Linked DNA regions of Homo sapiens: region 1 is linked to region 2. A link is a loop called in an ENCODE intact Hi-C map of the cell type or tissue named here. Cell type or tissue: CD4-positive, alpha-beta T cell. All regions are shown on one strand. Links, peaks and the distances in the headings refer to the core of each region. The heading gives the core; the rest is flanking DNA.

What was found. Peaks named below come from ENCODE experiments on the same cell type or tissue, not always from the same donor. Only the 100,000 strongest peaks of a DNase experiment are listed, where the experiment ranks them.
Region 1: a loop joins it to region 2, with 3 times the contacts of the local background. A loop is called at or near these places in 6 of 110 quality-filtered maps.

What each region holds. Positions count from the first base shown.
Region 1 is chrX:8,979,215-8,996,146 of GRCh38, forward strand. It overlaps the pseudogene NOLC1P1. Among named protein-coding and RNA genes, the nearest start is that of FAM9B, 46 kb to the right of the region's middle. In CD4-positive, alpha-beta T cell, for the core only: no CTCF peak of the experiment used is centred there; a DNase peak (open chromatin) is centred at 8,657.
Region 2 is chrX:9,159,932-9,176,863 of GRCh38, forward strand. No RefSeq gene overlaps it. Among named protein-coding and RNA genes, the nearest start is that of FAM9B, 130 kb to the left of the region's middle. In CD4-positive, alpha-beta T cell, for the core only: no CTCF peak of the experiment used is centred there; a DNase peak (open chromatin) is centred at 6,190.

The DNA.
Region 1 (16,932 bases), core at 6,695-11,694, 180 kb before region 2:
GCATGTGTAGAACAAGCCCTGCATCCCAGGAATAAAGCCTTCTTGATTTTTGTGTTATTTTGCTCTGTATAATGTGAAAATAAGAAGATGCAGTCCTCAACTTAGTATTCAGTACTAGTAAGGGTCAAGTCACCAAACTCTGTGTTTCAACAGTAGAAAAGCTTGCTTTCACATTAAAAAGCAAAGCACGTATTGCAAACATTATTTAATAGTGATAAAATTACAGAAGAAAATATATTCAGACTGACCCATGGCATTCACACCACACCAGAATTTTGCCTGGAACAAAACAGTAGGTTAGGTCCGAGCTCGCTAAAAACTTCAGTCTCAGACCCAGTGAAGGAGGATAAAATACATAGTGCATGTATAACATACATTACATATACATTAACCTTCTTTAATGCCCCCCACTAGGGTTTTGAGGGAAGGAGAGATGAAATGTGGACTTGTGCACTCACAAAGGCAGAACTTTCTTCCAATTATAAAAGGTCATACATGTGACCCTTTATATCTGTGGGAATCCACCTTTGAAAATCACAACAAAAATCAAAAGGAAATGATTTAATATAAAATATTCAAATTTCTCAGTATGAAGACTTCCACAGAACAGGAAGGAGACAATGAAAATAAATTTTCTTTAAAAATAACATTCCCCTCGTTTTATCCCTGATACTCAACACTCAAAAACAAGTCTATATAAAACTAGGAACTATCGCAAGAACAAAAAACCAAACACCGCATATTCTCACTCATAGGTGGGAATTGAACAATGAGATCACATGGACACAGGAAGGGGAATATCACACTCTGGGGACTGTGGTGGGGAGGGGGGAGGGGGGAGGGATAGCACTGGGAGATATACCTAATGCTAGATGACGAGTTAGTGGGTGCAGCGCACCAGCATGGCACATGTATACATATGTAACTAACCTGCACAATGTGCACATGTACCCTAAAACTTAAAGTATAATAAAAAAAAAAAAAAGAAAAGCATACATATAAAAAAGTTTTTTCTAAGCAAAAAAAAAAAAAAAACTAGGAATACAGAAAAGGACCACAGAGGACGTTACATTTCAAAGTCTTAGGACCTACTCTCAAATTCTGTCCTCATCAAGACCCTTGCCTATAGAGATGAGGGCTCCCTGGTCCACTGGAGAAAGTGAGTGGTCTCAGATCTTCACCCCTGCTTCAGCAAAGATATCCCAAGTCACTCACTGTCAAAATTAATAGAATTGACCTGGACAGAGATTGAGCCTCCCCAGGAGATGCCCTGCTTCTTGGTTTTCTCATACCAGAAGGATTTGCCTTTGGTGAACCTCAAAACCTCATTGGCTCGTTCCCCCAGTCTCCGGCTGCACCTCAGTTGGCATCAATGGAGTTGTCTGCGACCTGAATTTCCTCCTCCCTGACCCTTAAGAATGTGGATCATGCCCTTTTTCTTCTTTCTTCCTTTTTGGAAATGTGTTAGGGGTCTGAAGCTTTATTTTCTTGGCTGGAGGAGTCTCTGCCTCTTTGGCAGTCTCAGCTGCTTCCACTTCTTTCCTGAACCCAGCTTGGGAACTACCACTGCTGCCTTTTTCTTTTTGTCTTCCTCCTCTTCCTCCTCCTTGCTGTTCTTAGCTGCTTTTCCATTCTGGGCAGTCAGTGCAGAGGTGCCACTGGCCTTGGGGACTTGTGGTCTTGGAGAGTCCTTGCCCTTGGGCTTCGCTTCCTCTTCCTCACTGGAGTCATCAGAGGAAGAATTGCTGCTGCTCTTGACCTTTCCTTTCTTTGTGGAGGCTGGCTTGGAAGGGGCTGTCCCTCCTGCTGCCTTCTGCAACTTCTTCTTAACTAGGGATTTAGATGTCTTCTCTTCCTCCTCCTCCTCCTCACTGTTGGAGCTGTCTGAATGAGAGCTGCTGTCCTTACCCCTCTCAGGAGCCTGCTTGGCAGGCAGATATGGAGCTGCTTTGTCAGTTACCTTGGGCTTAGGGGGGGCCACAGTCATCTTTGTCTTCTCCTCCTCACTGGAACTGCTCTCTTTCTCACTGGAGTTGCTGTCAGCCTTTCTCATTAGAGGCTCCTGGCCACTGCTTGCAGGTTGCTTGAGAGTTGCAGCTGGCTCCGCTGCAGGTGACTTGGTAGTGGCAGCTGGCTTATCTGAGGAATTCTTGCTGGTACTGGCTAGCTTGGAAAGAGCTTCATCATCCTCAGAACTGTTGGAATATGAGCTGTCTGAAGAGCTCTCTGCTGCTTTCTTTGCTGGAGGTTGTTTAGTATTTGCTTTAGAGATGACTGACTTAGCAAGAGTTCATCCTCTTCCACCAAACTTGAATCAGACTCGTCGCTGCTGTCTTCACTGCTTTCGGAAGGCTGTTTCTTCTCCACAGCTTTCTTGGGAGACTGGGTTCCCAAGGACTTCTTTGATGGGGGAGCAGGACGGGGGCACTGAACTTTAGGGATCTGGGGGTTTTTTTCTTTTTTTTTTTTTCCTACTACTCTTCCTCCTCACCGGAGGAGTCTCACTGCTGGAATTTTTGGGTAGGGGTGGCAGCTGCTTTCACTGGGACCTTGACCACAACTTGCTTTTAAGATACAGTCTTCTTGGGGATGGCTGCTGCCATCTCTTCCTTTGAGTCAGCACTGCTGCTGCTGCTGCTGCTGCTGCTACTGTTGCAGCTAGCTGCTTTGCCATTGGCTACTTTAGGTGCTGCTTGAGCTGGAGTACCTGGTGTGGCTGGGACTTTAGCCCGAGCTTTAGCTGCTACAGATGTCTTTGGTTTCTGTTTCTTTGGTGCCTCATCCTCAGAGCTTGAGTCAGAATCAGAATCAGAATCAGAGCTCTTAGCCTTCTTAAGAGGAGCTTTGGCTGTCTTGGCTTGGGGCTTAACTCCCTTCTGGACAGACTTTTTCTTTTTGTCGTCCTCCTCATCATCACTGGATGCTTCACTGCTGCTGCTCTCTGATGCTTTGGCGATAGCCTTTCCAGGAGGCTGAGACAAACTTGCTCACAGCCTTCTTACCTGGAGGCCCTTGAGCTTCTTCCTCCTCCTTGCTGCTGTCCTCACTACTGTCACTGGATGAAGCCTTCTTCTTAGCTTTCATAGTCACTGATCCATTTATTTGCCTGGAACTTTTGCTTTGGGGACTTAGCAGACTTGAGACAGAAGCTATAGACATCCAAGAGGGAAGAGGCATTGGCATCCTGCTGTGTAGCTCCTGTGGGTTTGGCGAATATATTGGCTATCACACAGGAAGTCGAGCACAAGGGGATACAGGTCTGTGGGAACCACACAGGCCAGTGTCTGCCATCCTCTGGGCAATACATACATGTGACTACCATTGTCTATTGGTGCTATTTTTAAGTTGCCTACTTAACAATTATTTAGGGTAACGCAGCGGGTAATCAAAAGATTGACAGTCTAAAGTGTGGGAGACAAACTATTTGAAGACTAGCAAATAAAAATCTTACAATCTATAAGATATGCTTCTGTCTATGTTTCTACTTGCTTAACTTGTCTATAAACTTATGTCCTTAGATTTCAGCCTTTGGGGGCCATGACAAGACTTAGCTTCAAGTATTGTTTGCCTTGGTCTCCGCATCTAATACATAACTAAAATTGTTTACCTCTTAAGTTTTTCACTAAAAATAAAGGCCACTAAGAGTTAACATTGTCATTAATACATGTCATTAAAACTACTAGATACAGGGAAAATTCTATATGCATTGTACACACAAAACATACAATGTGTTTTGGGATTTTTATAAAAGTGTTATAAAAAGGCATACGAATGTGGTTTCTCTTAGAGAGAAAGCAATTTTGCCTAGTTTAGAGAGTTTAAGAATTGTAAATTAAACTAATAAGACATAATGGCTAAAATTAAACAGATGCAGAAAGTTGGAAAAGAAAGTAAATTTTGTCCTAAAGTGATAGAACAAAACTGAAGGTTTAAGCAATTTGTAGAAGGTTTATGAAAAATTGATCTTGTGACAGGAGTTCTGTGTGTCATCAAGTTGGCTACAATTTAAAGGGGATTATTTAGTTTTCCTATAAACTGAACATTAATGTCAAAATCACACTTACACAGCGCCAGAGTCTGTGTGCCCCTGTGTCAGAATAACAAGGTTTTCCTGTAAAATTGATCTGTTCTTCAATAAAAAAAAATAAAAATTTATAAAAGTCTTATGGAAATCTTACCTTATGATCACACTGATTGAGATTAGATATATTTGTTTATAAAATTTTATTAAAATTAACTTCAGTGTTAATAATACACTAATGCAAAGGTAAAATTTAGTTTTCTCTTTTGAAAAAGATTTTCATGTAGTATTAAAAGACAGTGAAATATTTCTTTTTACCTTTTGAGTAAATGGCAGAGAAAGAGGGGAGAGAGAGAGACAGATTAAACTGGCATCAAGCTGTTTTTATTATGTCTTATCGTTTGGAAATTGGAGTCTCCTCTCTATTAAAGAGTAAAGGATTTTGCTTTTGAAAATCTTTAATTATCACTTTGGCTAAATGGCTAAATGGCTAAATGAGTTACTTTACAGTGACCTATGATCCTATTTTGTGACATCAGATGTTTTAAATCTTTGATATTTGACAAACTTTGCAAAATCATATTCTAAATTCAGCCTTCAGCTTTGGATGTTAGGATCCCTAACATTCAAGAGAGACATATTTGGCTTATGTGGTGTATTAAAATTATACAGGACGCTTTATCAAATATGAAATGATGTTTAACTTTCTTTGAGTTATAGTTTATATAAATGTGCTATTAATGTGTTCCAAATTGTATGAGATTTCTATAATTCTGATGTCTTAATGTTATCAGTAATAATTATGACTATTATTGTAATTGCTGTATTCCAGAGCAATAACCAAATTTCCTTGTTAATTGTGTCTTCAACAACAGCTGTTCTAATATTTTTGTCATGCACACACAATTGTTGTTTTACTTTGATTTTTCTAAAAAAAATCAGTTTGTGGTCTGCTACAGTCCAAAAGCTTCTTTAGGAAAGTTCATGAAAAGCACTGTGATGCTCTTCAATGCAGGTTTCTGATAATGTTAAAGGGTTTGTGTGTCTCGACTAGAGAGAAAACTTCCAGGACTCTCAATGGAGAGCTGATGTGTTCATGAGGCCTGCTGGCCCAATATCATGTAATATAGGAGTTAATTGCATGGGACTAAACTAGTAAATACCAGAAAGTTTTTAAATAACTTTTTGGTTTGAAACATTGCCGATTCTTTTTGTGTTTCTTTCCAGAGTTAAGAAAACTTTTCCTGTTAAGCTATTTATAGCTGACCACAAATTGAAAAAGTATATATATTCTTGTGAGCAAAAGTTAAAGCATATTTCTTTGTACCTGATTTCTCCAGAATTGGGAAACTATTTGCAAGTTTTCTTATTTTACAACAATATAGTTATTTGCATATGTTCAATAAGAATTTGTTTTCCTGGCTGGGCGCGGTGACTCACGCCTGGAAATCCCAGCACTTTGGGAGGCCGAGGCGGGCGGATCATGAGGTCAGGAGTTCGAGACCAGCCTGACCAACATGGTGAAACCCTATCTCTACTAAAAGTACAAAAATTAGCCAGGTGTGGTGGCATGCACCTGTAATCCCAGCTACTCAGGAGACTGAGGCAGGAGAATTGCTTGAACCTGAGAGGCAGAGGTTGCAGTGAGCCAAGATCATGCCACTGCACTCCAGCCTGGGCAACAGAGTGAGACTCTGTCTCAAAAAAAAAAAAAAATCTGTTTTCTTTTGTTAACAGACACAGTTGGAGACACTGGTTACTTTACCAAGGTTTTGTCTGGAATGGCATGTTTTCAGATATGACCAGACTGCTTTGAGGGGTGGAGGTTGACTTTAGAGAGAGACAGTAAAATACCCTTAGAAAGACTGGCCTGGTATCTTTTTCTATGTGATTCCTTTACAAGTTTCTGACCTGTTATAAGTAAAAATGTCACTTTTTGACAGAGTCAAGAAACCCAGGTAATTTTGGTAACTTGAGATGGGAGAAATGTCCCCAGTTCGTGGACATCTGCAGGTACAGAAAAATCACTGGCTTGGCTAAGCTGAAGAGGCATTTAACAAGTCTAAACTGAAATTCATTATTTAAGAAATTTCCAGCAAAGCCAAGTTAAAAGAGCCTATATAGCCAATAATTATTCCTGTAGCACTTTATGCAAATCATTGGTCAAGTATAAATCTTCTTAAACTTGTTTTGCAAATAAATTTGTCCCACTATGATTTGTCTTTTGTAGAAATCGGGGACCTAGAGAGAAAAAAATATTGTAAAATTATAGCTAGCTACCCCGCTGGCTACATAGATATAGATAGATAGATAGATAGATAGATGATAGATAGATAGATAGATAGACAGACAGAGATATCCAACACTTGTGTGCCTGCCTACTGATGCATGGATTCCTCAAAAAATTCTTTTAAACACCTGATTAAAACTACAGTCCACAAAAATCTATAAGGTTGCTGCTGAAATTAGAAAATGCTTCTAAGACTAAAAGAAACTAATATATAGACTGCTCCAGACATACAACAGAGTCAATGTGCAACTAAAAGAGTTAAAATAATGATTGCCTAAATAACTGCTTGGATTGAGAAGGTGGTGGTATAGAATCAGTTTCCAGGATTACTTTCTGTTTGTTGCTATAATATAATTTGGCCTTGTTTTTTCCCTTCTTTTTCTTTCTTTTTTTGTCACCATTTTTCTCTACTGGACGCAAGACTTTACAACTTCTTGGTAATGAGCCTTCCTAAATATGTGGGAACTAACTTTCAAGTAATAAATCATCAACAACAAGGGAATTAATGAAAAATAACCAGAGACTCACTTTTTAAGTGATGTTTTCTTCCAAGGATTTTGAAGCATAGGGGGAAATATGAAAGATAATAGAATCTCAGGACCCCAAACTCACTTAGCCAAAGGGAAAGTTAAAAGCTTAGAAACTGAGTCACCTATGGTGATTTCCTTTTGTTCCCAAACAGATATCTGCAATTTTACAACCCTGTATCATAATCTCATTTTCTCTATTTCCTCTTTTCACTTGTTTACTTTATCTTATGTAAAATGCAGATTTACTGAGCAAGAGATAATGCATAATTGACCTTTTCCTCTACTCCCCTTTTTACATACAAAGTGTAGACTTACTGAGGCTAACCAGAGTCTCATAAGAATGCAACTATCTGTCTCCCTGCCCACCCTTCATCTCCTTTTTTCTGCTCCTGCATGCCTTTTCCTCTTTAAAAACAGAAGTGGCCAATATCCCTTTTAGCAAAAGTATGGGTCAAAAACGCTCCTGCGACTTGAATTATTTCCCATGCGCGCTCTCAATCTTGGTTAAATAAACCCCTATTGATTGAGACCCGCCTCGGTCACTTTTTATTCACACCTCTGACAATAGGAAACACTAAATACAGCTTAACCTCTAGTCAGATATAACATAAGGCTTCACTTTTAAGGTCTATTTACTTCAGCTCCCTTTACACAGTACACCACATCTGGTTTGCAACACAAAGTTACGAGGCACACTAAGGGAGAAAAAAAACGCAGCTTGAAAGACAGGCCTCAGAACTAGACTCATATAATGATAGCAATGTTGGAATTAGTATACTAAAAGTTTTAAATGACTATAATTAATACAATAAAGGCTGTAATGAAAAATGTTTGAAAATGTGCAGAAACAAATTGTAACTTAGCAGAAAAGTGAAACCTCTATAATTGAAAAGAAAATAGAAATTTTTAAAAAGTAAATAACAGAAATAAAAATGCATTTGATAGACTCAGCAACAGACTGGAGACAACAACAACAAAAAGAATTACTAAGCTTGAAGAACCCAATAGAAATTTCTCACACTAAACAACGAAGAGAAAAAAATAAGAAAAAAATAGAATGGAGTATCTAAAAACTGTAGGAAAATTAAAAAATTGTAACATATGAAGAGTGGAAAGATTGAGAGAGAAGAAAGAGATGAAGAAATGGAAAAATATATATATTTGAAGCCAGAATGACTTTCCCAAAATTAATAACAAGTATATCAAATCTAAATAACAAACAGATCAAGTAAGCTCAGAAAACACCAATCAAATTAAAGACCAAAACATTTAAGCCTACCTGTATTATGTTCAAATTAAATCATATAAACAGAAAATTTCAAAAAAGCTACAGGCGGAAAACAACTTATTATTAAAGGAGCAAAAATAATAATTTCATACATAATTTTCAGAAATCATGCAAGGTCTCTACAGTGGGCTGTCCGGTCCTCTTCTGCAGGGTTGGTGGGACACCACTGAGCAGATCTGGGGGCCCTGGCTTGCCCACGAATATCCCAATGATGAGTGCAGGCACCAGTAGTAATAGGGGTGGCTGGGAGGAGCCCCTGGTGAAGTGTGTTGAGGTCTCTGCAGGGAGGTGAGGGGGCTGTACTGGCTCTTTCTCCTAAATAAGCAGAAATGTGATTTGTTTCCTTATCACACCCCTGTTTCAGGGCTCATGACTCCTAGTTCAGATGCACACTCTAGTCTATCTCCAGACTGCAATGTGGTTGACAGCCACGGGGGAACACTTGTTTTGCAACTCTCCATGGGAGCAGTTTCAGGTCATAACCTTGTCACTCAACCTGATACAGACAGCTTTAAGGCTCACCTGTTCTCTGATGTGGCAGTACTGCTGCTTCCTGTAAACAGGAGACACCACCTGTGGGCTTGTGCATGTACGTATTTGTTGTGGTGGTGCCACTTTGGGGCCCATGTCAGTGGGTGTTGGTCATGGTGTTGTCAGCTGGTTGGATCGGCCTGAGCTTAGGCCCTGGGGGAAGTGGTCAGGTGCCGGAAAAGTTGGAACAGGGTAGGTAGTTCCCCAGCTCCCAAGCCCCTAGATGGCCTACTGGACAGCATGTGTGACTCCTAAGGGGCAGGACCGGAGTCAGGGTAGCCCAGAATTCAGGTGCTGGCTGTGATGGAGTGGGCTGGTCCCTAGGTCACCAGGCAAACTCTTAGGCAGGGTAGGTAGAATGCTTCAGTGGCGAGAGCCTGAGGGAACATTACAGGCGTGTCAGAGTTGGGTTTTCATAAGGGCTCTGGGCCATAGGTGAACTGTTCAATGGGGACAAGAGAGCTGTGCTGTGAGCCTTTCACTGGAGAGGGCAGGACCCCTCAGCTGGGGCAACGGAGACTGGCAGCTGTTGGGCACACGGCACACTTGCACTTCCCTCCCACCCAAATAATGCTGAACTTCACAGCTGCAGGCATGCAAAGATGCCAAGCATATTCTGTTACCACTAGGAGTTTTCCCCTGATGAAAGCAGAGCCACGATCCACCACGGTGTTCAGGTGGGGACAAGGTCCCTGCACTGGAAGCCCAAGCTGAGGCTTGCCTGGCTTAGAGCAGTGAGGGTGGGTGGGGTGAGTCACATGGTTTACAAACTGAGTAGTTCCAAGAGAAGGGCAGAGCTGTGCCTGTCTGAAGAGTTCAGGCTGGGGCGGAGTTGCTGTGCTGGAAGCCCTGATGGGAACTTTGCCTGTGGAGGAGGAGCACAGCCTTCTGACGACACTGTGGCTGCAGCCTCTAGCAGGATTATTGCACTGAACTGGGCTGCTCAGGGATCCAGGACCTGTGGGGCTCCATGTGGGCTTGAGCAGCACCTCTGCAAAGACTCCCAGCAGCTCTCTGTGTCGGTCTAGAGGCCCGGGGCTGGAGTTAGGGGGATTCTGCCATGCCCAGGGTTGCAAAGGTCCCTGTTGGAAGTGTGAATCTCCCGGGCACTCTCCCTCACTCACCTTTTCCCCATGGTAGGGAGTTTCTCACTGGTGCGCACTAGTCCTGGGCGGGTGGCTGCCCAGCTTCAGTCCTTTCTGTTCTCTGTGGGTGCCTTGCTTCCTTGGTAAATCCTGACACGGTCTCAGATGATTCCCTTGAAGAGCTAGTATTTACTCACCATTATGTTTCCTCTTCATGAGATCGCTACACACTAGCTGCTTCTAGTAAGCCATTTTGGACCAACCTCCAAATATCAAGCTTTTAAAAAGAATAAAAAGCCATCTTATCTGGTACACTTGAAATACAAATTTTGAATTTTGAAATTATGTTTCGTCTGAGCAGGAGGCTTGCTGGCATGACTTGGCCTGCAAAATTGACCTACTTTGATCTTTGTAATTAAACGAGACTTTTGAACTTCTTCTCTGTAAATGAATTCTTCAAAATGGTCATTAAAGATACTCCTCGTACGTCTTTGTTCATATTTTTTGTTTTAAATAAAGATTGACTTGCCATCAGTAACAAATGTAAAACTAATACAAAGACACTATCTGGAGTAGGCCGTAAATGTACTGGTCTGTGTATACCCGGCATCTAGGAAGTAAATAATAATAATTATGGCACTTATTATTACATGGGATAGCAAAGCATTTATTGACACCCAAAGCTTCAGGTGAAACACAGAATTAAATGGCTTCTCTAATTAGATGGCTCCGCTAGAAAGGAAGGTGCAAAATATTACGGAAGAGCATTGATCACAGTGCATTGGCCCATTATTACCCAAATTCTGAACGATAAAGGATGTTTTTTAATTAATTCTCTATCTCCCCATTGAATTATTGGACTCCTCACCACGTTTTCCATTGCTTGAATGACATATGGGAGTGATCACCTGTCTGCTGCTATAGGTGTGGAATATGGGAATCAGTTCTTTTCCTAGGTCTGTTCTTAGGCAGGCAGATTTGATTTTGTGTCCGGACAGCAATTCCAAGACAGTCAGCACCATTACTCCCAGAATTGTATTTCTAATCACAGGACAATAAATTTCTAATTAGACACCAACTTATGTAAAATAAACATGTAGCAGAAAAGCCAGGAAAAATTAAGTTAGGTTAGAAGTTAAAAGTAGCCGGGTGTGATGGTGTACACCTGTAGTCCCAGCTACTTTGGAAGCTGAGATAGGAGGATCATTTGACCACAGGAGTTCAAAGTCAGCCTCGGCAATAAAATGAGACCCCCATTCCCTTCCAAAAAAGTAGCCAAACATAATTATTAATTTTTCCCTATCTAAACCTCAAATTTTTTTGTTTGTTTTTTTGTTTTGTTGGAGGCAGAATCTCACTCTGTCACCCGGGCTGGAGTACAGTGGTGCGATCTCGGCTCACTGCAACCTCCACCTCCTGGGTTCAAGCGATTCTCCTGCCTCAGCCTCCCGAATAGCTGGGACTACAGGCGTGTGCTACCACGCCTGGCTAATTTTTTGTATTTTTAGTACAGACAGGGTTTCACCGTGTTAGCCAGGATGGTCTCGATCTCCTGACCATGTGATCCACTCGCCTCGGCCTCCTGAAGTGCTGGGATTACAGGTGTGAGCCACCATGCCCAGCCCTAAATCTCAATTTTTAAATCAGCAATGTGAGTGCAACAATATTTGATAATTTAGATTTGCTGCTTGTGTTTTCCTTGTATATTATGTCTGGGAAGTTGACATAATATATGGCCATACTTAAGGGGCCATGAAATGCTCAGTTAATATGGTATATATTAGGTGCTCAATAAGTAATTGTTAAACAAAATTTTAAAAATTGGAAACTGAAGAAGGAATTTCCTCAGAAATTTCATCAGACAACTATCAAGCAGTTACTCTGTATCTCAGGTATGAGGCCTTGGGGATGCAAGGCTGAATCTTGCATGCTCACGTTTTTCAAAACTAGAGAGATAGAGTTTGGAACATGTGGAGTTGTTAATATATTTATTAACTTTCCACAGTAGAAATACATTATAGTTGTTCCACAGAGTAGGGGATTGTATTAATCATGTTTTAATTTTTTTTCTGTATTTTATGATGCTTTGACATCTTGGGGCCTTTTTGGACTAGGGAAAGAAATGCCTCCTCAAGAGTTACCTAATTCCCAAAGACAGCAAACAATTTGCTTGCAAGAATTTTTTTATAAGTAAACTAATCAGTCACAAGACCATATCCTATCCACCTCTTTTTATCAGTTTCCTGCAGTCTGTGACACTATTCCCCTGCCCAGGTCTAGGTTCTGGACAACTAGGGATCAACGCTGTAGCCCAGACTTTGCCAAAATTATTCAAACTATCCGATTCTAAGCCTGCTTAGCTTTCTTATACTGCCTCTCCTGCTCTTTGCCACAGAAACAACAATAAAGACTATAAATCCGTGCTTTCTCTCTCTTTTCTCCATACCCTGACTTACTCTGGTGTTTCCTTCATGTGGCCCTACATGAAGTTGCATGTCCCTCCTGTTGGCAATTGTGAGTACCTATCCTCCGAATGGCAACTGTCTCCTAATCTATTGACCACACCAAACCTGAATAATAAAACCTACATTTCAAAATAGGAATGGTATATTCTCCTAGCATACGATTGGGTGGACACGCTGGCATTTAGCAGCTCTTAATGAACCCCTATCCATTTCAGAAACTAGAACCTAAAAATATAAACTGATTCACTTGTTCAGCAGCATTTTCTAAAACCTAGACTATGCTATCAGTAACTCGGGGACAAATATTTTAGTAACTGATCTGTTAATCTGTCAAGTTTCATTGATTACCGTTTATTCAACTCCTATCAAACTCTGGGCTATTATCTAAACACCTAAATGACACATGAAATATGCTTCATTTTAGTATGTAGTTTTTAGAGTTAAGCTTTAGTAAACCAAATGTCTTTCTATGTTATTATTTTTCTTTTATCCACAGTCTGAAGTGGGGCTTCTCAAAGTATGGAGTGCTTGAGAATCATCTGGAGAGCTGGTAAAACACAGACTGCTGGACCCCACTCCCACAGGTTCCGATTCAGTAGGTCTGGGATGGGACCCAAGAATCTGGATCTCTAATATGCTTCCACATGATGATGATGATGCTGGTCTACAGGCCATGCTTTGAATATAGCCCTGGCCTAAATCACAGACACCCGATGTTGGCTTCACAGTTTATATCTGAAATTCAGCTTGAGCATTATTGAGAATTCCCAGCATGAAGGACCTATGACAGAAAAAGATAATCATTTACTGCTTCTCTTTGACTATTATTTTTTTCCAGCCTAGACTGACTCCATTTTATTTCCAATGTTTCCTTTAATCCCTAAGTACCTGGAGATGCAGAACCATTCTGTAGAATTTTATTGTCCTAGTTTTTACCCCGATGAATCATCTTTCGACAGACATGTGAGCCCTCAGCAAATGCATTATGTCATCTTTCTGAGCGCCACAGAGAGAACTGATATGCCTTTGGTCTGATGTGAAATGATGGCTTCAGTGTGCCCACCATGCTGCGACTCTGACTTGGGAGGGTTCCCAGAATTGTGACAGAAAACCCTTTGGCTGGTGCCAAGTGGGGAAGGGGTGGGCTTGTGATTCTGTTTCTCAAACCACCCAACTCCATGCATGTGTGAGCAGATCTGTCTCCTCCCAGGCTGCCACATTCAAAAGTGGGATATATTTTTAGAGACGAAATCATTAGTTCTTAGTCCCTCCCAAGATTCTTTTTTTCCCCATTAAGTAAATTTTAAGAACCTGGTTTTTATAAGAAAATTTTCAGGATTTTAGAAAAAAATGGTAATGATTATAGCCTTGGTACAATGAACCCATTTGCCTCCCTTCTAGACAAAGGCAGACTTCCCACAGCAGTCACTGCCTGAAGCTCCTGGGCCCTACATCCAATATCCAAATCAACTTGATCTTTCACATCTTATTACAGAAGCTCCTGCCTCTTTTGATTTTCTGGGTCTTGTAAACCTAGGATTTCAAAAATCAACTTTATTGTACATTGAACAATTGCTTTTTAAGCTTATTGTAATATCTCATAATGGACTTTTAGTAAATAAACCTCTGTCTTACATATGTAAAATTTTTTTCTTAAGAACAAAAAATGTTAATAGACATTCTCTATATTAAAGCAGAAACTACTGAACATTTTTCTAATCTCCTGAAATTCATGGTTATAATACAAGAATTTTAACATGCTTTCTTTGCCTCCAGTCAATAGATGAGATTTTAATAGTTTTTATACTTGAAAATGCACTAAAATTGTCCATTTTTGCTTTTGATTAAATTGTATTTGTAAATTGAATGGTGATTAATTAGAAAATATTGTTAAAATGTTCATAATGCTCAAAGCAATCTACAAATTCAATGCAATTTCTTTCAAAGTTGCAATGGCATTTTTCATAGAAATAGGGAAAAAATCTTAAAATTCATAAAGAACCACAAAAGATCCCAATAGCCCATTTATTCTTGGACAAAAAAAAAAAGCTGGAGGCATCATACTGCTTGAATTTTAAATTATACTGCAAAGCAATACTAATAAAAACAGTATTCTCCAATGATAAAAACAGATACATAGACCAATGGAAGAGAGTAGAGGGCCAGACATAAGCCACACATATAAGTGTATTGATAAATATACGATGGAAAAAGGACAGTCCCCTTAACAAATTGTGTTGGGAAAACTTGATAACCACATACAGAATGATAAAATTGGACATATGTTACACCATATACGAACATTTACTTGAAATGGATTAAAGACTTAAATGTAAAACCTGAAGTCATAAAATTCCTAGAAGAAAACACAGGGAAAAAGTTCCATGACATTTTTCTGGGCAATGATTTTTGGATATAACCTCAAAAGCACAGGCAGCAAAAGCAAAAAATACATAAATGGGATTACAACAAGCTAAAAAGCTTCTAAACAGCGTAAAAGAATTAATAGAGTGAAGAGACAATCTATGCCATGGTAGAAAATATTTGCAAATCATATATCTGATAATTAGTTAATATCCAAAATACGTAAAGAACACATGCGACTCAATAGCAAGAAAACAAATAACCCAATTTTTTAAAATGGGCCAAGGATCTGAATAACCATTTTTGCATAGAAGACATACATGTATGTGAAAAATTGCTAAACCTTATTAATCATCAGAAAATGCAAATCAAAACCCCAGTGAGATATCACCTAACTCCAGTTAGAACGGCTACTATCAGTAAGACAAAAGATAAATGTTGGCAAGGATGTGAGGGAAATGAAACTCTGTATACTAGGAAAGTACATTAGTGGAAAACTCTAAGAAGGTTCCTCGAAAAATTAAAAATAGAATCACCATTTAATCCAGTAATGCCTCTTCTGGGTATATATTCAAAAAAACTAAAATCAGTATTCCCAAGAGAATCTTCACTGCCATGTTTATTGAAGCATTATTATTCATAATAACTAAGATATGGAAATAAATGAAATGTCCACAAATGAATAAAGAATACACACACACACACACACACACAAATATTATTTAACCATTAAAAATAAAATCCTGCCATTTGTAATAATGTAGATAATCCTGAAAAAAAATTATGTTAAGTAAGACAAATAAGACACAGAAAGACAACTAGTCTATGATATTAATCATATGTAGAATCTTTAACAGATGAGCTCACAGAAGCAGAATGCAAAATAGTGGTTGCCCGGAGGTGGGGATTAGAGGAAATGGGAAGATGTTAGTGAAAGGGTTCAAACTTTTAGTTTTAAGAGAGTAAGTGTAGGGATCTAATATGCACAATGGCAACTACAGTTAGTAATACTAAGAGTAGTCCTTAAGTATTCCTTAACCACCCTCCCATACACTATAGTAATTATGTGTAGCAATGAAAATGTTAATTAAATTAATTATGGTAATCAGTGTATAATATATGTGTGAATCAAATAATTATGCTCTACATCTTGGATAGACAAAATATGCAATCTGTGATTTATACCTCAATAAAACTGGAAAAAAAAACATAAAAGAACATGTACCTGTAAATGTGTAATGGGGAATGTCCTCATTTAGAAGCCTATTTAAAATTCATAATCAGCTTGTGGCTGATAAGGCCCAGCAACTCCCTAGGAGAAACACGGCGTATTGCATTTCATACCACCCTCTCTCCCTACAGCTATAACATCTTAATTTTACAATTTAATCTTATTGAGACTGAGACCGTCAATTTTAGGTGAGCAGGAGATGGATTTTGTAAAGAAATACAAGGAACTCAAAGGGAAGGAATTTTAAAATGTGACAACATAAAGTCCAAAGGGTTTCTGTGGTCCAAGGCTGGAGGAAGGGCCCATCATTGTAAAGCAGCCAACTGTAGCCCCTCTGTTTTGCTGAGATGATGGAGGAGGAGAGTGAGGGTATATCAATCCAGGTCAGTCTTCCCTTCTACTTAAAAGTTTAGTGTGGCAAATGAAGATGGCCCAAACAATAGAATTCGATGGGATGCTGCTGCGTCAGTTTCTGGACCCAGACCTTAAGAGATGGGAAGCTTCCACTATTTGTCTTTTGGAACACCTATTCTTGGAACCAAGCCTCCACAGAAGCACAGCTATATTATATGTGCCTTTACAAGATGTTTGGATGCATTCTCAGCAGAAGGTAGAATATAAATAAACAAATACACAAAAGAATGTTACAAATGCAAATGTAAAAGGCAACAGAGTAATTCAGTATAATAGGAATGAACAGTTTGAGGTCCAGCACTTGTTAAGTCAGTCTACAAGTGCTGAAATTATGCAAAAGGAAAGGTGTTTTTTAGGAAGACCTAAAACAACTTTTTAATTTTATACTCTCCCAACTCAACTCAGGCCTATTCCCAATAGAAGCACTGAGCCTCAAATGGCAGTCAGAAATTTTGTCCTGAATAAACAGTTTCAAGTGATAAATCAGGAATCTAGGTCACATATGTATTAGACATGTGTTCTTGTGTATATGGACATTCTAATAACCCATATCAATGTGGCTTTTAACAATTCTTTCCTTTTTAAAAAATTGGATGAATATTTACTCTAGAAACATTTATTGAGAGCCCAATGAGAGTTGAAGTTGTACTTTATAGTATATATTTTCTAATAAGATATACTTTTGCTAAAAGAGACAGCTGCCTATGGTGATA
Region 2 (16,932 bases), core at 4,273-9,272:
GCTATTGGCATCTAGTGGGTAGATGCCAGAGACGCCGCTAAACATTCTACAATGCACAAGACAGCCCCTTGCCACCACAAAAAATTACCTGGCCCAAATTTCAATAGTGCTGGTGGTTGAGAAGTCCTGCCTTATAGAAGGTTAACAGATGTAATTTCTAGATCTGTACCATTCAATGTGGCAGCCGCTAGCCACATATGGCTATCAAGCCCTTAAAATGTGGCCAGTTCACATTGAGATGTACTCTAAGTAAAAAATACACGCCAGATTTCAGACTTAGTATGAAAAAAGAATGTAGGATACCTTAATATTTGATAATGAAATTTTATATTAAAATAATAGGTTGGATGAAGGGTTATATTATTAAAATTAATTTCATCTCTTCCTTTATACTGTTTTAATGTCTACTACAAAATGTAATATACATATGTGGCTGCCCTGCATTTCCCTCTGGACAATACTAGGCTGGGGGGTTCCTTCTGTTTCCTTGATGATGTGCTGTCTCTATCCATGTAACCCACATTGCGATAAGCAGTTCTCTCAAAGTAAATTTAAATTCAAAAAGCACCCATTAGCTATATTCTTATAGGGTAAATAAAAGTGCCAAGTTATTTAATCAGATCAAAGATACATGAAGTACAAATTAAAGTTTCCCTATTTCTGTTTATTATAAAACCAAGCTGAGATGAAGCAAATGAAGCATGGAGATGCATTTTCCTTTATGCCCAAATGGTAAGGAATTGACCCCTTAGCAAACTGTCCAAGTCGACAAATTCAAAAGCTGGAAGGCAAAGAAACAGGGCTTTCAACAGCAAGCAAATATTATATTTCCAAGGAGAGTCAAGCACAGTATCTTGCTCATTAAAAAGAATAAACCTGAGAAGAGCACAAAAATTAGGCAGATCTGTTAAAATGATTAGTCATCAGACTAGCAACCCTTCTAAACACAGCACAACAGGGGCAGGGCTGGATGGTAGAGAAAAAGCCACAGGTCCTTTCTTAAAGATCCACCTTAAAAGGCAGGACAGACAGTTGAAAACATTACATATTGAAACATGAGAATGAACAGGGATATTCCAAATTCCAAATGAGAGTTCAGAGTCAAAACCAGAATCAGTGAGGTGCCATACTTGGGCATGGAAATAAAGGTAGAACTTAGACCAATAAAAAACCATGTTATGCATAAGACGGAAGTGGGAAGCAGAGTAAGCTAATTCTCAGAGCTGAAATAAGTATGATGCTTGTGACTGAGACAGTCGTACGAGCTGACTTGCCAAGGCTTTGCATTTATGTTGAGGAGGGTGTAGCAACTGGACAAACTTCTTTGTGATGGGCCTTAACAACCAGAATGAGAACTTAGAACTTTATCCCATAGGCAACAGGGAGACAGAGAATGGTATGGAAAGAGAGAGAAGTATAAGGAGAACATTTTAGACATGTACATGAGGTGGATCAGAAAGAGAAGAAATGGCCAAACAACATGTAATTAGCTTAAATGTATAATGATGAACCACCAGGGTGGTAGTACTGTAGCTAAAAGACAAGACACCAAGTGAACATCAGAAACAGAAAATAAAGATGACTCCAATTTTGAGTTGGAGTAACTAGGGAGGAAGGTACATAGATACAACAATGAATGCCATGGGGGCATTGACATTGGGATGATTGATTGTTGGCTATCAAGGCTGGGACTCGGGTTCCAAGAATAGAGCTATAAATGTAAAGGTCAAACTAATAGATATACCACGTTGCCTATTATTTTATAGGACATTAACAACAGTCTGTGGGCTAGGTTGGGAGGTACATTCATCTCCACGGTACCAAGAGGTCAAGGTTGCTTGGCCATTGCATGTTGGAGCCGGACCAAGAACTCCCAGAGTTCTATCTTCTAGGATTGCTTTCATCCCAATGTGCCACACTTTTTCCCTCTAAACTGTGCAGATTCTCACCCAGCGAGGGTGGTCAAAGCTACAAATAGGAATTCTGAGAGAGAGAGAGAGAGAGAGAGTCAACTAAGTTGGGCAAGTCTTGAATTGACAGAAAATCCTGTTTTCTAACCTAGATCCCATGCACTGGGTCCAGTTAGAACCATCCATGATGTTCTTAGTTTGTGCACCCTTCCTGCCTCTCAGCCTCATTGTCCACTTGTCTATACCCTAGATTCTCAAATTCTATTACCTGAGAACCTTGGTAAGTCATGATAATATCCACTGAGGAGTAATGACCCATATAAACTTAAAAGGCCACCCACTTTGGAGGTACTTGCATTTTAACAAGGGCCTCTTGAAGACACAGTCCTTCAAAAGTCTAGAATAGTAACTATGATTCAGTGATTCAGATGGTGGAGTTGGGGGAATATTTCTTCATGATAATCTTCAAATCCTGCAATCAACATATACATAGGACCTGCCTTATTACAGGGATAAGATGTAGATTTCTCCTCCCTGTACTCCCAATCCTATTTCCTTGGAATGCCTTCCAAATGTGATTTAGTCATCACTAGAAACCAGTATCTACACCTGAAAGGGAAAAAAAAATGTTTTCACCAAAGTGCTATGTCACCTCCATGAAGGAAAATACGAAATACAGGGCTGTGAATCTTCCCCAACTCATCTCTAGGATGATAAATGAATATCAAAGAAGTATGCCAAAAGATGATCAATGAGGGGCTAACATCTCTGCTCACAGGGAGTTATCACAGTGAATTTGGTGTACGGAAAACCAAAGCTCTTCCACACTCATTCCAGCTTCAGTTTTAAGGGAATTTTGACTTTGTTGCTGTGATATGTAAGCCTCCCCTTAACTCCAATGGCAAATGCTTTGATATAGAAAATAAGTAGCAGGCAATGAGTTTCACACACTTACCTTGAACTTTAATGAGCGGCGATTTCCCCTCTGGTTTCTGAAATTAGGTGTGTCACATGCTTTAACACAATCAGCTTGTCCTAACACCATGGCAATAACTCCATCTGCCTGCAGATATGAAAGAGACTGCATTATCAGTCTAGTATTCATCATCAACAAAACACCAAGCAAATGTATGGTCAGCATTTTAAAGTGTGAAAATATGTACAACTATTATGTATCAATAAAATATACTTTTAAAAAAGAAAAATAAAGTTAAGTGTGCTGGCGATGAGAATACCTTGATGTCTAAGAGTTATTAAGTACCAAAATGATAACTGATAATGTTGTTTAAATATTTTGTTAAAAAACTATTCTCTAATTTTCAAAAACATTGAGGACAAACTTAAAGCCCATTTATTTCACCAGCCAATCTAGTTATATTGAGTGTAGTAGGAAGTATATCATTCTTGGAAAAAGAAAAAAAGACTGATTAAAATCTCAGATAATCAGACAAAATAACTTGGCTTCTAAGTGTTGTTAGTCACTTCCTGACAATCCAACATTTCCGAGTAGGATTCAAGTTTTCACAGGAAATGTAAACTCAGCATTTCTACCATTTTCTTCATGGAAATACAGAAGCAATAAAGGAGAAGAAGAAAAAAGTTTTTCTTAAATTCATTTTTAGTAAAACAAGGAGTTAAAACCCCAGACCTCAGTGTCAAAATGACTACAAATGTCAGTGGAGATTGATCAGGGTGTGTTGCAGAGGAGACAGAGGTAAACAAACATCACGGGGATCCAACAGCAGCTGGAGATTTGCCAAAGAGCAGCAGAAGCACGCTTCCCAAATAGAAGGGGCACAGCCAGAGGCACACAACTTTAATCATGTGTTTGCAAGAATAGAAGTCACGGTGAACCAGCTGCAGCGGAAGCCTCCTGCACCCAATTAGGTTCCAGAAGCAGAAAAAGTGAATTAAATGAATTATATTTGCAGGCATTATTCTGTCTTTATGGCATCAAGAAAAGGAGAAATTTAAGTTGTTAGCAAAGAAATTTGAAAAACTAGCCTTTGTTGGCTGAGAAACAAAAGCTAAAGAAACTTATACATGGCTGGGAACAGTGGCTCACGCCTGTAATCCCAGCACTTTGGGAGGCCAAGACTGGCAGATCACCTGAGGTCGGGAGTTCGAGACCAACCTGGCCAACATAGGAAACCCTGTCTCTACTAAAAATACAAAAATCAGCTGGGCATGGTTGCAGGTGCCTGTAGTCCCAGCTACGCAGGAAGGCAAGGCAGGAGAATCGCTTGAACCCGGGAGATGGAGGGTGCAGTAAGTCTAGATTGCGCCATTGCACTCCAGCCTGGGCAACAGAGCAAGACTCCATTTCAAAAAAAAAAAAAAAAAAAAAAAAAGATATTCCAAGGACCAGTAAGCACAAGAAAATTGTTCAGCCTCATTAGTCATCAGGAAAATGCAAAATATAACCACAATGTGATACCACCATACACCCACCAGATGACAAAAATTGAAGACCGACAATACCAAATGACGTTGAGGAATTGGGGCAACTCGAATCTCAGGCATGCATGTTGGTAGGAGTGTAAAATGGTACAATCAGTTTGGAAAAAAGTCCGAGTTTCTTCAAAAGCTAAAAACCTACCCCATGACCCATTGTATTAGAGTGTTCTTGCATTGTTACGAAAAAACACCTGCAACTGGTAATTTATAAGAAAAGAGGTTCAGCTGGCTCACAGTTCTGCAGGCTGTACAGGAAACATAGCTCCAGCATCTGCTTCTGGGGAAGCCTCAGGGGGCTTTGACTCACGGTAGAAGGTAAAGCAGGAGGATACACAACACATGACCAGAGCAGGGGCAAGGGGAGTGGGGGCGGAGCAGGTGCCACACACTTACAACCAATCAGATCCAGCGATAATTCACTATCATGAAGACAGCACCAAGATATGGAGGATCCGCCCCCATGATCCGAACACCTCCCACCAGGCCCCACCTCCAGCATCAAGGATTACAAATCAATATGAGATCTGGGCGGGGACACATATCTAAACTGTATCACCCAGCAGTTCTACTCATAGGTATTTGCCCCATCCCGTGCCAAGGAAAGGGAAAACAAAATGTACGGGACCACGAAAAAGAGCTGTGCAAGAATGTTCATAACAGCTTTATTCATAAGCAACAAAACCTGCAAACAACCCAGGTGTTGCTTAATAGGAACACAGAGAAACCAAACATAGGATAGTCATGTAATGGAACAGCACTTGCCAGTGAAAAGCAACAACAAGAAGTCTCAAAAACATTATGCTTAGTGAATGAAAGAAGGCGTCCACAAAAAGAGTGCATACTACACAAAATTCTAGAACAAATAACTCATGTATGGTGGTAAAAGGTCAGAGCAGTGGTAGGCTCTGAGGGAGTGGGCATAGGGATTAACTGGCAAGAGGCATGAGGAAACCTTCTAGGGTGATGATAATGAGCTGTATTTTGATAAGCATTACACAAGCGTATGCTTTTGTCCAAACCCAGTGAATGTGCACTTAAGATTTGTGCATTTCACTGCATGTAAACTTCAGCTGGAAATAAAAAATACTACAAATACTAAACTCTAGTTCATGATGTGCATGCTGAAGTATTTAATGGGATGTACACTGGTATCTCCAGTTTACTTTGAAACGCGTCAGAAACTAAGATGGATTAGTGTATAGAGGGCCAAATAGATGGATAGATACATGTTAAAGGAAGGTTAGTAAAATGTTAATGGTAGAATCTAGGTGGTGTGTAATGGGTGTTCACTGTAAAATTCTTTCAACATTTCCATATGCTTAAAAATCTGTATAATAAAATGTTGGAAAAAGTCCGAAGAAACTAAAACAGTAATGAAGGAAGATTAGCCCTGTATATAGCATGCTGAAACATAAATAAAACCTTAATATTTAACTTAAGTAGACAGAAAGATCAATGGAACATAGTAGAAAATTCAGAAACAGAACCCCCCATATGGAAAGTTAGTATATGTTATAAGTGGCAACTCAGGTCAGAAGAGAAGAAATGGATTATTTAATAGTTTTGAGAGAAATGAGCTGCCTTCTGGAAGAATATATTTGGTTCTATGCCTCACACCTTATGCCAGGATAACTTCCCAAATGATCAAATATTTAAATATATATAAATATGTAGAATTCAGTGATAAATGAAAGAAACCATGGGATAATTCTTCTGTTAATACTAAGGGGGAAAAATCCTTTCAACTATGACCCAAATGCCAGACATGATAACAGACTGAGTAATTCAACCACAAAAACGTCAGAACTCTTCAAGCAAAACCACAATAAGCAAACTCAAAAGACAGGTGGCAAACTGGGGGAAGATTGTGAGATCTCATAAAGTTAATTTCTCTAATAAACAAGTAGCTTATGGCTACAATGAAAGAAAAAGATGGAAAACAATACGAACAAATAATTCAACAGAAGACAAATGGTTTTTAGTCCCATACAATTATCCTCAACTACAAACATAATAATGGAAAAAATGGATTGCCATGTAGTTTTAACTTGCATTTCTATTAGAAGTTAAAAAAAAGCCGCAGTGTATAATTCACTTTAAAAAGGAGAGAAACACACACACACACACACACACACACACACACACACACATACACATTACAACACATAAAAATGTGCTCATAGATATTTTTAAAAGCTCCAGAACGTGCATTGCTTATTCAGGGTGACAGGGATGTTTTTTAACAGCTTATCCTTTTATACTTTTTAAATTTTGAACCATGTAAATGGAATACCTAATTTTAAAAATTAGATTTAAGAAAGTGAGAATAATTATATTGCAAACAAAGGCAGCAGCGTGGGAGGCAGCCCAAGCTCCAGCCCAACTCTGCTACTAATTAACTGGGTGAACTTGGGCCAGTCTCTTGGAATCATTGACTATTCTGGCTGCAAAGAATCTCAGAAATATTCTCATTCCACACTTGTTTTATGGAATAGGAAACAGAAGCACAGAATAAATTAAGTGACTTAGCCAATGTCACATGCAGTCAGTTTACTGCAGAGCCAACAAAAGCTGTAGATGTGTCAGTTTCTTCTTAGATAAGATGGGAGTACTGCCATTAAGAAAAGGCAAGCTGCAGAGATGGGGAGAAAATATTTGCAAATCACATAACTGACAAAGGACTTATATCCAGAATATATGTTTTTAACTCTCAAAACTCAACAATAGGAACAAAAATAAAGATGCTTAAGATCATTAGCCATCAGGGATATTCAGATTCCTAAAAACCACAGTGAGATACCACTGTGCATTTTTTAAAATGGCTAAAACTTTAATTTAAAAAACCTGACAATACCAGATTGGAAAGGATATGGAGCAACTAGAACTCTCACGCATTGCTGTTATACAAAATGCAAAATGGTACAACCACTTTAGAAAACAGTTTGGCAGTTTCTCATAAAGTTAAACATACACTTAACCAATACCACATAACCCAGCAATACCACTCCTAGGTACTTATCCAAGAGTGCCAGGCACTCCAGCCTGGGCAATAAGAGCAAAACTCCGTCTCAAAAAAAAAAAAAAAGATTCTTTCACTTTTTAAAAAACAAATAGTAATTAATTCCCAAGGACTAGAACAGGTTTGTATTACATGTGGCACAAAAAATCTTATAATTTTTCTTTAGGAAAGATAAACCTGAATAACTATGAAATTCATAACACAATGACAATGTGGAGAGACAGAAAACCCTGTAAACTTACGTTTACAAAAAAACCTGTACATAAGTGTTTACAGCAGTTTTATTTTTAGTCTTCAAAAGCTAGAAGCAACCCAAATGTTCATCAACTATAGTACATCCATGCAAGAGACTATTATGCATCCATACAATGGAATATTATGCAGCCATAAAAAAGGAACAAACGATTGATACATGCATCAAATTGAGTGGATCTCAAAGGCACAATGCTGAGTGAAAGCAACCAACCTCAAAAACCTCCACAGTGCATGATTCCATGTATATGACGTTCTGGGAAAAGGCAGAATTGAAGGAATGGAAAACAGATCAGAGGTTGCTAAGGACTGGGGCAGGGAGAGAGGTTGACTAAAAAGCAGGAGCATGAGGAAATTTTAGAAGATATTGGAACTGCTCTGTGTCATCATTGTAGTGTTGGATACACAAATCTATGCATTTTTAAAACCCACAGAATTGTATACCACCAAACGCATACTTTACAATATGCAAATTTAAAAATAATTTTTTTCCAGCCTTCTTGAGGTATAATTGACAAATAAAAAGTGTATATATTTAAGGTGTACAACGTGATGTTTTGATATACATTGTGAAACATTTGCTACCATAAAGCTAATTAACATATCCATCACTTTGAAGAGTGAAGTCATCAATCAAAGATCTCTGTGATCCTTTCCAGTTTTAGAAACATAAAGATTCTTTCACTTTTTGTGGCCGGGCACAGTGGCTCACGCCTGTAATCCCAGCACTTTTGGAGGCTGAGGTGGGTGGATCACCTGAGGTCGGGAGTTAGAGACCAGCCTGACCAACATGAAGAAACCCTGTCTCTACTAAAAATACAAAAAAAATTAGCCGGGCATAGTGGCGCATGCCTGTAATCCCAGCTACTTGGAAGGCTGAGGCAGGAGAATTGCTTGAACCTGGGAAGTGGAGGTTGTGGTGAGCCGAGATCAGGCCATTGCACTCCAGCCTGGGCAACAAGAGCAAAACTCCGTCTCAAAAAAAAAAAAAAAAGATTCTTTCACTTTTTAAAAAACAAATAGTAATTAATTCCCAAGGACTAGAATAGGTTTGTATTACATGTGGCACAAAAAATCTTATAATTTTTCTTTAGGAAAGATAAACCTGAATAACTATGAAATTCATAACACAAAGACAATGTGGAGAGACAGAAAACCCTGAAAAGAGTGTAAAAATAATGTCTTGGAATTTCATCTCCTTGACAATTCAGCTAGCTTTCAGGCATTCTAATTTTTCTCTCATTTGGAAGTGCAAAGTTAATAGAAAAATAGACCAGTCTATTTTTCCGTATTTCTATATCTCACTGTTTAAGTTTTGCTGATCATATTTTAAACTTCCTTTTTATTTAAAGGTGAAATCATTGATAAACACCATCTCTTACGTATCCTTTTCTCTCCCTCAAAGCTTGTTCTTGTGACATCTGGACTGTCTAGAAAGACATGATCCTTCAAATAATTCCTTGTTTAGTTACAATCTCTTTTGTTCCAAAAACTTCCAGTAAAATATCTCTCATATAGTGTTTTTTACCTTTTTAGGGTGATGTACTCCTTTGAGAATACGATGTAAGCTATAACTCTATTTGAAAAGGTTTAAACAAAAACAAGACCATAAATACTGTCTTAGTCCATCTGTGCTTCTGTAACAGCATACCCGAGGCTAGGTAATTTATAAATAATACAAGTTTATTTCTTATGGTTCTGGAGGCTGAGAAGTCCAAGATCAAGGCACCAATAGGTTCAGCATCTGGTGAGGACTGCTCTCTGCTTGCAAGATGGGGCCTTGTTGCTGTACCCTTTGGAGGGGAGGTTCACTGTGTCCTTACATGTCAGAAAGGATGTAAGAGTAAGAGAGTGCTTCTTCAACCTTGAGCCCTTTAAAAGGGTGCTAATCCCGTCCATGAGGGTGAAGCCCTTGTGACTTGCTTCCCAAAAGCCACACCTCTTAATACCTTTGCATTGGGGATTAAGTTTCAACTTAAATTTTAAAGGAGACACCTTTATTCAAACCATAGCAATACCCCCACATACGCAATTCTGGTGACAATGTCAGAGGTTCAAGGGCTTTCTGAGTCCTGTGGATTTCAGGATTCCAGGTATATAGAGCACAAGCTCCTGAGGGAAACCCTTGGTTCAAACCCTTGCACTGCTATTTAACGGCTGTATGACGTTGGGCATGTATTTTTCCTTTCTCTGCCTTTGTTTGCTCATCCACAAAGTGCAAATAATAGTACTGCTAGGGGCTAGACGTAGTGGCTCACACCTGTAATCCCAGCACTTTGGGAGGCTGAGGTGGGAGGATCCCTGAGACCAAGAGTTTCAGATCAGCCTGGGCAACATAGCCAGACCCCATGTCTACAAAAACATTTTTAAAAATTAGCTGGCTGTGGTGGCACATGCCTGTAGTCCCAGCTACTTGGGAGGCTGAGGCAGGAGGATAGCTTGAGCCCAGGAGTTTGAGACTGCATTTGGCCATGAGCACACCCCTACACTCTAGCCTGGGTGATAGAGAAAGACCCTGACTCTTAAAAAAAAGTGCTACTAGGATTTAATCATGCCTTGTCACTGGAAGGCCTCAATAAGTATCACCTAGAGGGTGAAAGAAAAATTGACTCATGCCATTTTCCAAGGCTTCTAAGTCAGCCTCCTTAGAAATTTGGATTCTATAGAGTATCGTCAAAGTGTCATCTGCAATCCACTGAAGTCAACTGAAGTGCCTCCTGTTGGGAGATCCAGAAATGCAATGTTATCAAAGCAAATTATGTGCAATTCCATAGACTTTCATTTTCTAATGTATGACTATGGGCTACAACTGGTAATTGACTGAGTTATTAAGAGTTACCAAACTAAAATTAGCACATTACTTGATTTTATCCATGACTCTAATTAGTTTTCTACTCAGACTCTGCTGCCAAACAACCCATGGCAATATCACAAGATACTTGCATCTCATGCCTACAGATACTTGGCATCTTCTAGACTGGAGGAAGGATGCTTGTTATCACAGCATCATCAGCATTGTCTTGACTGAGGGATGGTTTTGATTGTTGTTACTCTTAACTTTGATGATTTATATTTTATAATTGGTTTCATCATTATCAATTTTGTTTACTGAGAGTCATTCAATGGACCTGAGGACAACAATAGTATCAATCATATTTTGGCCTATAATTTTCCAACGATTTGGTTTTAAGTTGTATATGTATAACATGGTTCCAATGGGAATCATTCAAATTCTGATGGCTATAGTACACATGCACACAATCTCCCAAAATATTCTCATATTCTCACTATTGGCACCCAGTGTTTGGTTTTTAGGGGGAAGGGGTGGGGTTGCTGGTTTGTTTGCTCACTACTGGAAAGTAAAGGTTGGTAGTAGAGATGAGAGAATGAATACAGTCTTTTTTTTTTCTGTCAAAGTAGACCATAGTAAAACATGCGTGCATACACTCACACACAACTAAGAATCACTAGGTAGCTAAATTTGAAATTAGATATCAATACTTCTCACTTGCCAGACCCTGAAGAAGTGAGTAAACTTCTCTGAACTTATCTGGGAAATCCAAACATCTACCTGGCCTCCTGTAGAAACAAACTTTCTTCGTAAAGAGTAATTTGGTAAACACACTGGGCTTTGGGAGCCCCAGGGTCTCTGTCACAACCACTCAACTCTGCTGTGATCATGTGAAAGCAGACATGGACAGTACAAAACAACTAGCATGACTATGTCCCAATAAAGTTTTATTTACAGAAACAGGTGACAGCTCCACTGACTGTAGTTTGCTGAACTCCGCCATACACCATTGTGAAAGTAACATGGCAAAATTCTAGTGATGATATTATTGCTATCATCATTATCATCATCATCATCAATGCCCTTCACTGCTTAGAAAGCACTCCCATTTGACCCTCCCAATCACAGAGGCAGGAGCAAACACTACTCAGGATGTTTTATAACTAAGGAAGGCAAGTTCACAAGAAGCTAAGGCTTCAGCCATGGGGTGGGTGGACGTAACTGAGAGCAGCCTTCAGCTCCCCTGACCATTAGGCGTCTCCTCTCTTCACTCAGAGAGCTTGGGAAGCCTCGGCCCATTGTACATTTATTTGTAAGGGATAATTTTCATGTCATTACACTGTCCTCACTACTCCCAGAGAGAAGGTAAACCTTCTCATTGCTGGGGTAAAAAAATGCTATGGGAAAAATAGAAAAGCTTTTATTTATATTATTGTAAGCTTTTAAAAATGATTTTGCCTGAATAGGCTATATTCCTCTTTTCTGTCTGATTATTACCATTTTTATTTCCCAGTTGTAAAAATATATGTTTGCCATTTGTTTGAAGAACAATGCAACTCTCTCCAATCCATCACATAGCTCTGCTCTTAGCAATTCTCACAGCTCATCAGGAAAATGATTGCCTGATTAAACAGGCGTGACTAAGCCACAGCATCCTCAGAATGTGCATGGAGCCCTTGGCCCTGAGTGCATCTTACTCCAGCAATGCCAAGCATCGCCTGACGCACAGTGCAAAGAGCAAGACCAAAGGGGAGTTTTCAAAAGAAGGAAATCATGTATTTTATGACCAGCAGCATTTGTAAAAGCTATTTTCCAAGTAATTATGTGAATTGATTTTGGGAAGGCAATATGATTCTTTCAGCTTGATGATTCAACGAAATGAAAACCTTCAGAGGGAGAAAAAAAATGATCAGGTAATCTTTCTCCTGACCACGATTCATGCTGTGTTATCTCAGGCTCCAATGAAGTGCTTATTGTGCACAAAATGCCCTCTAATAATTTCTTTTAAAACATTCATTGTCAAATTAGCAAAGCAGCAGTCGACAGTTGAGTCTTACAACCTAGAGTTCAATACTGAGAAGTGGGGTTGAGTCGAATCCTATCTCTGCTCACTGTGACTTCAGATGCAAGCTACTTATATTCTAAGACTCAGTTTCTCCATCTGTTAAATGGGACAAAATAGAAACTGCCTTGTGTGGTTAACGTATAGATATGCAGTTGACCCTGAGAGAGGAGAGGGCTGGAGAGTGAGTTAATAATCAATCATGGTTACATGACGAAGCCTCCCTACAAATCCCTAAACTAAAGGGTTGGGAGAGCTTCCAGGCTAGTGAAGTCATGGAAGAGCTGGGAGAGCGGCACTCCTGGAGAGAGCATGAAGCTCCACACCCCTCCCCAACACCTCGCCCTGCGCGTCTCTTCCATCTGACTTTTTATCTGTATCCCTTGTTAATAACCTTTATTATAAACCAGTAAACATAAGTAAATGTTTCCCTGAGTGTTGTGAGCCATTATACCAAATTATCAAACATGAGGAGGTGATTGGAGGAACCTCTAATTTATAGCCAGTGGGTCAGAAGCACAGGTGACAACCTGGAGCTTGTAATTGTCATCTGATGTCGGGGAAAGTCTTGTGGAATTCAACCCTTAACCTGTGGGGTCTGTGCCAACTATGGGAAGTTAGTGTCATAATAGAGTAAGTAATAGAACACCCATTGGTGTCCACCAAGAATTGGAGAATTGGTTGGTGCGGGGAAAAAACCCACACATTGGTATCAGAAGTTGTATGAGTGTCAAGAAAACAGTATTCTTCTTTTACTGTCAATTCTCTGAACTGTCCATCCACTTTCTCCTTGAATTCCTGCAATCTGATGTCATCAAAGAATTGTCTTGATACTCATTTTGTTCAGAACCACTCATACTTTTTGTCACTAACCAACTTACCTTGCTATCTTACTGGTTTTGAACTCTGAGCATTTCTTGTCAGCTGAGTCCTGCTGCTATGTCTGAATGTATCCCCCAAAATTCATAGGCTGGAAACTTAATCCCCAATGCAACAGTGTCGGGGGCGGGGGGGGGGGAACTTTTGGGAGGTGTTTAGGTCTTGGGGGCTCCATCCTCATGAGTGGATTAATGCTGCTATGAAAAGGGCTTTGGCTAAAGCAATTGTGACAAAAACAAAAATTAACAAATGGGACCTAATTAAACTAAAGAGCTTCTACACAGCAAAAGAAACGATCCACAAAGTTAACAGACAATCTACAGAATGGAATAAAATATTTGCTATGCATCCGGCAAAAGTCTAATATCCAGAATCTTTAAAGAACCTAAACATATTAACAAGCAAAAAACAAACAACCCCATTAAAAAATGGACAAAGGACATGAACACTTCTAAAAAGAAGATTTACATGCAGGCAGGCAATAAGCATATGCAAAAAAAAAATGCTCAACATCATTAATCATTAGAGAAATGCAAATCAAAACCACAATGAGATACCATCTCACACCAGTAAGAATGGCTACTATTAAAAAGTCAAAAAAAATAATAGATGCTGGCCAGGTGTGGTGGCTCAAGCCTGTAATCCCAGCACTTTGGGAGTCCAAGGCAGGTGGATCACTTGAGGTAAGGAGTTCAAGACCAGCCTGGCCAACATGGTGAAACCCCGTCTCTACTAAAAATGCAAACATTAGCTGGGCGTGGTGGTGGGAGCCTGTAATCCTAGCTACTTGGGAAGCTGAGGCAGAAGAATTGCTTAAACCCGGGAGGCAAAGGTTGCAGTGAGCCGAGATCATGCCACTGCATTTCAGCCTGGGTGACAGAGCGAAATCCCGTCTCAAAAAATAAATAAATAAATAATAAAAAATAAGGGATGCTGGCGAGGTTACAGAGAAAAGAGAATGCTTATATACTGCTGGTGTTAATGTAAATTAGTTCAGCCATTGTGAAAAGCAGAGTGGCAATTTCTCAAAGAACTTAAAACAGAATTACCATTTGACCCAGGAATCCCATTATTGGGTATATTTCCAAAGGAATACAAATCATTCTACCATAAAGACACATGCATGTGTATGTTCATTGCAGCACTATTCACAATAGCAAAGACATGGAATTAACCTAAATGCCCATCAACAGTAGACTGGATAAAGAAAATATACACCATGGAATATTATAAAACCATAAAAAAGAATGAGATCATGTCCTTTGCAGCAACATGGTTGGAGCTGGAGGCCATTATTCTAAGTGAACTAACCCAGGAACAGAAAACCAAATACTGCATGTTCTCACTTATAAGTGGAAGCTAAATGATTAGAACACATGGGCATGAAGAAGGGAACAATAGGCACCAGGGGCCGGGCGTGGTGGCTCACACCTGTAATCCCAGCACTTTGGGAGGCCAAGGTGGGCAGATCATCTGAGATCAGGAGTTCAAGACCAGCTTGGCCAACATGGCAAAACCCCATATCTAGTAAAAATACAAAAATCAGCTGGGCGTGGAGGCACATGCCTGTAGTCCCAGCTACTTGGGGGGCTGAGGCACGAGAATCACTTGAATCCAGGAGGCAGAGGTTGCCGTGAGCCAAGATCGCTCCACTGCACTCCAGCCTGGGTGACAGAGCAAGACCCTGTCTGAAAAAAAAAAAAAAAAAAATAGACACGAGGGCCTACTTGAGGGTGGAAGATGAGAGGAGAGAGAGGATTGAAAAACTACCTATCAGATAGTATGTTTATTATCTGGGCAATGAAGTAATTTTGTATACCAACCCCCCATGACACGCAATTTACCTATATAACAAACTTGCACTTGTACCCCTGAACCTAAACTAAAAGTAAAAAAAAGAAAAGAAATCACGCCTGAAAAAGGGGGCTGCTTTGGGGAGTGGGTTCACTCTTCCACTCTCTGCCATATGAAGACAGACTTCCTCTCTTGCCTTTCCACCTTCCATCGTGTGATGACACACTAAGAAGGCCCACACAAGATGCCAACACCTTGATCTTGGACTTCCCAGCCTCCAGAACTGTAAGAAATAAATTTTTGCTCTTTATAAACTACCCAGCCTGTGGTATCCTGTTATAGGAGCACCAAACAGACTAAAACACCAGCCTTAAAATATATTTGTCATTCATTTATCCATCCTACTCAGGTTTTTTAATAAGGAATTTTTTGATATCTAGTGCATTATATTGCCAAAACTAAAACCAAAATCAAGTCAAATAAGAAATTAAAATGTCTCTACTAATGACCCATCTGCTTTCTGATCTTACTTCTATTTCTCCACATGTTTCCCCACAACCAGAAAGTCTCCTAAGTGGCCCCATGGTCACTCAGGATCACTTTTATTCTCAGAATCCAAATTTCTTCCCTGCCTAGAATTTCTACTTTCTTTCCTTCCACCTAGCCCAGGGTTTCTCATCCTCAGCACTACTGACATTTTTTTTTTGAGACTGAGTCTTGCTCTGTCGCCCAGGCTGGAGTGCAGTGGCACAATCTCGGCTCACTGCAAGCTCCGTCTCCCGGGTTCATGCCATTCTCCTGCCTCAGCCTCCCAAGTAGCTGGGACTACTGGCGCCCGCCACCACGCCTGGCTAATTTTTTGTGTTTTTAGTAGAGACGGGGTTTCACCATGTTAGCCAACATGGTCTCGACCTCCTGACCTTGTGATCTGCCCGCCTCGGCCTCCCAAAGTGCTGGGATTACTGGCGTGAGCCACAGCGCCCAGCCCCACTACTGACATTTTTGCAGGAGAATTCTTTGTTGAGTGAGAGGAAGCTGTCCTGTGTATTGCAGAATGCTGAGCAGTGTCCCTGGCCTCTACCCACTGGATTCCAGCAGCACCCTTCCTATTTGTGGCAAACATGAACGCCTCCAGGCGCTGCCAAGTAGCCCCTGGAGGGTAAAATGGCCCTTGGCTGAGAGCCACAGTATTCATATGCAATATTATCAATAATATGTCATTAATATTAATATTAATTAATGTGCAATATATTCTAACCTGAGAGGTCAAACGGTACAACTTAGCACTATAGCACTGCGTATATTACTGTCCTATTATTCCATGTTTTTCCAAATTCACTTCACAATCATTTTGTTTCTTAACTCACCTCGCATAGCATGAGGCACAGAGCAGGGACTCAATAATATTCATGTGCTGTGACCAAAGGGAAAATGTCAGTTCCATGCTTTTAGAAAATTTGGTCAAAAGACTCAGTGTGTGTACATTGACAGAGACAACTCGGTCAGTGGGCATAGGAGTGTGAGAACATTCAGATTAGTTGTTTGATTAAAACTAAATCTGCTGGCTGGGCACAGTGACTCAAGCCTGTAATCCCAACACTTTGGGAGGCCAAGGTGGGCAGATCACCTGAGGCCAGGAGTTCAAGACAAGCCTGGCCAACATGGCAAAACCCCATCTCTACTAAAATTACAAAAATTAGCTGGGCATGTTGACACACACCTGTAATCCCAGCTACTCAGGAGGCTGAGATAGGAGAATCGCTTGAAC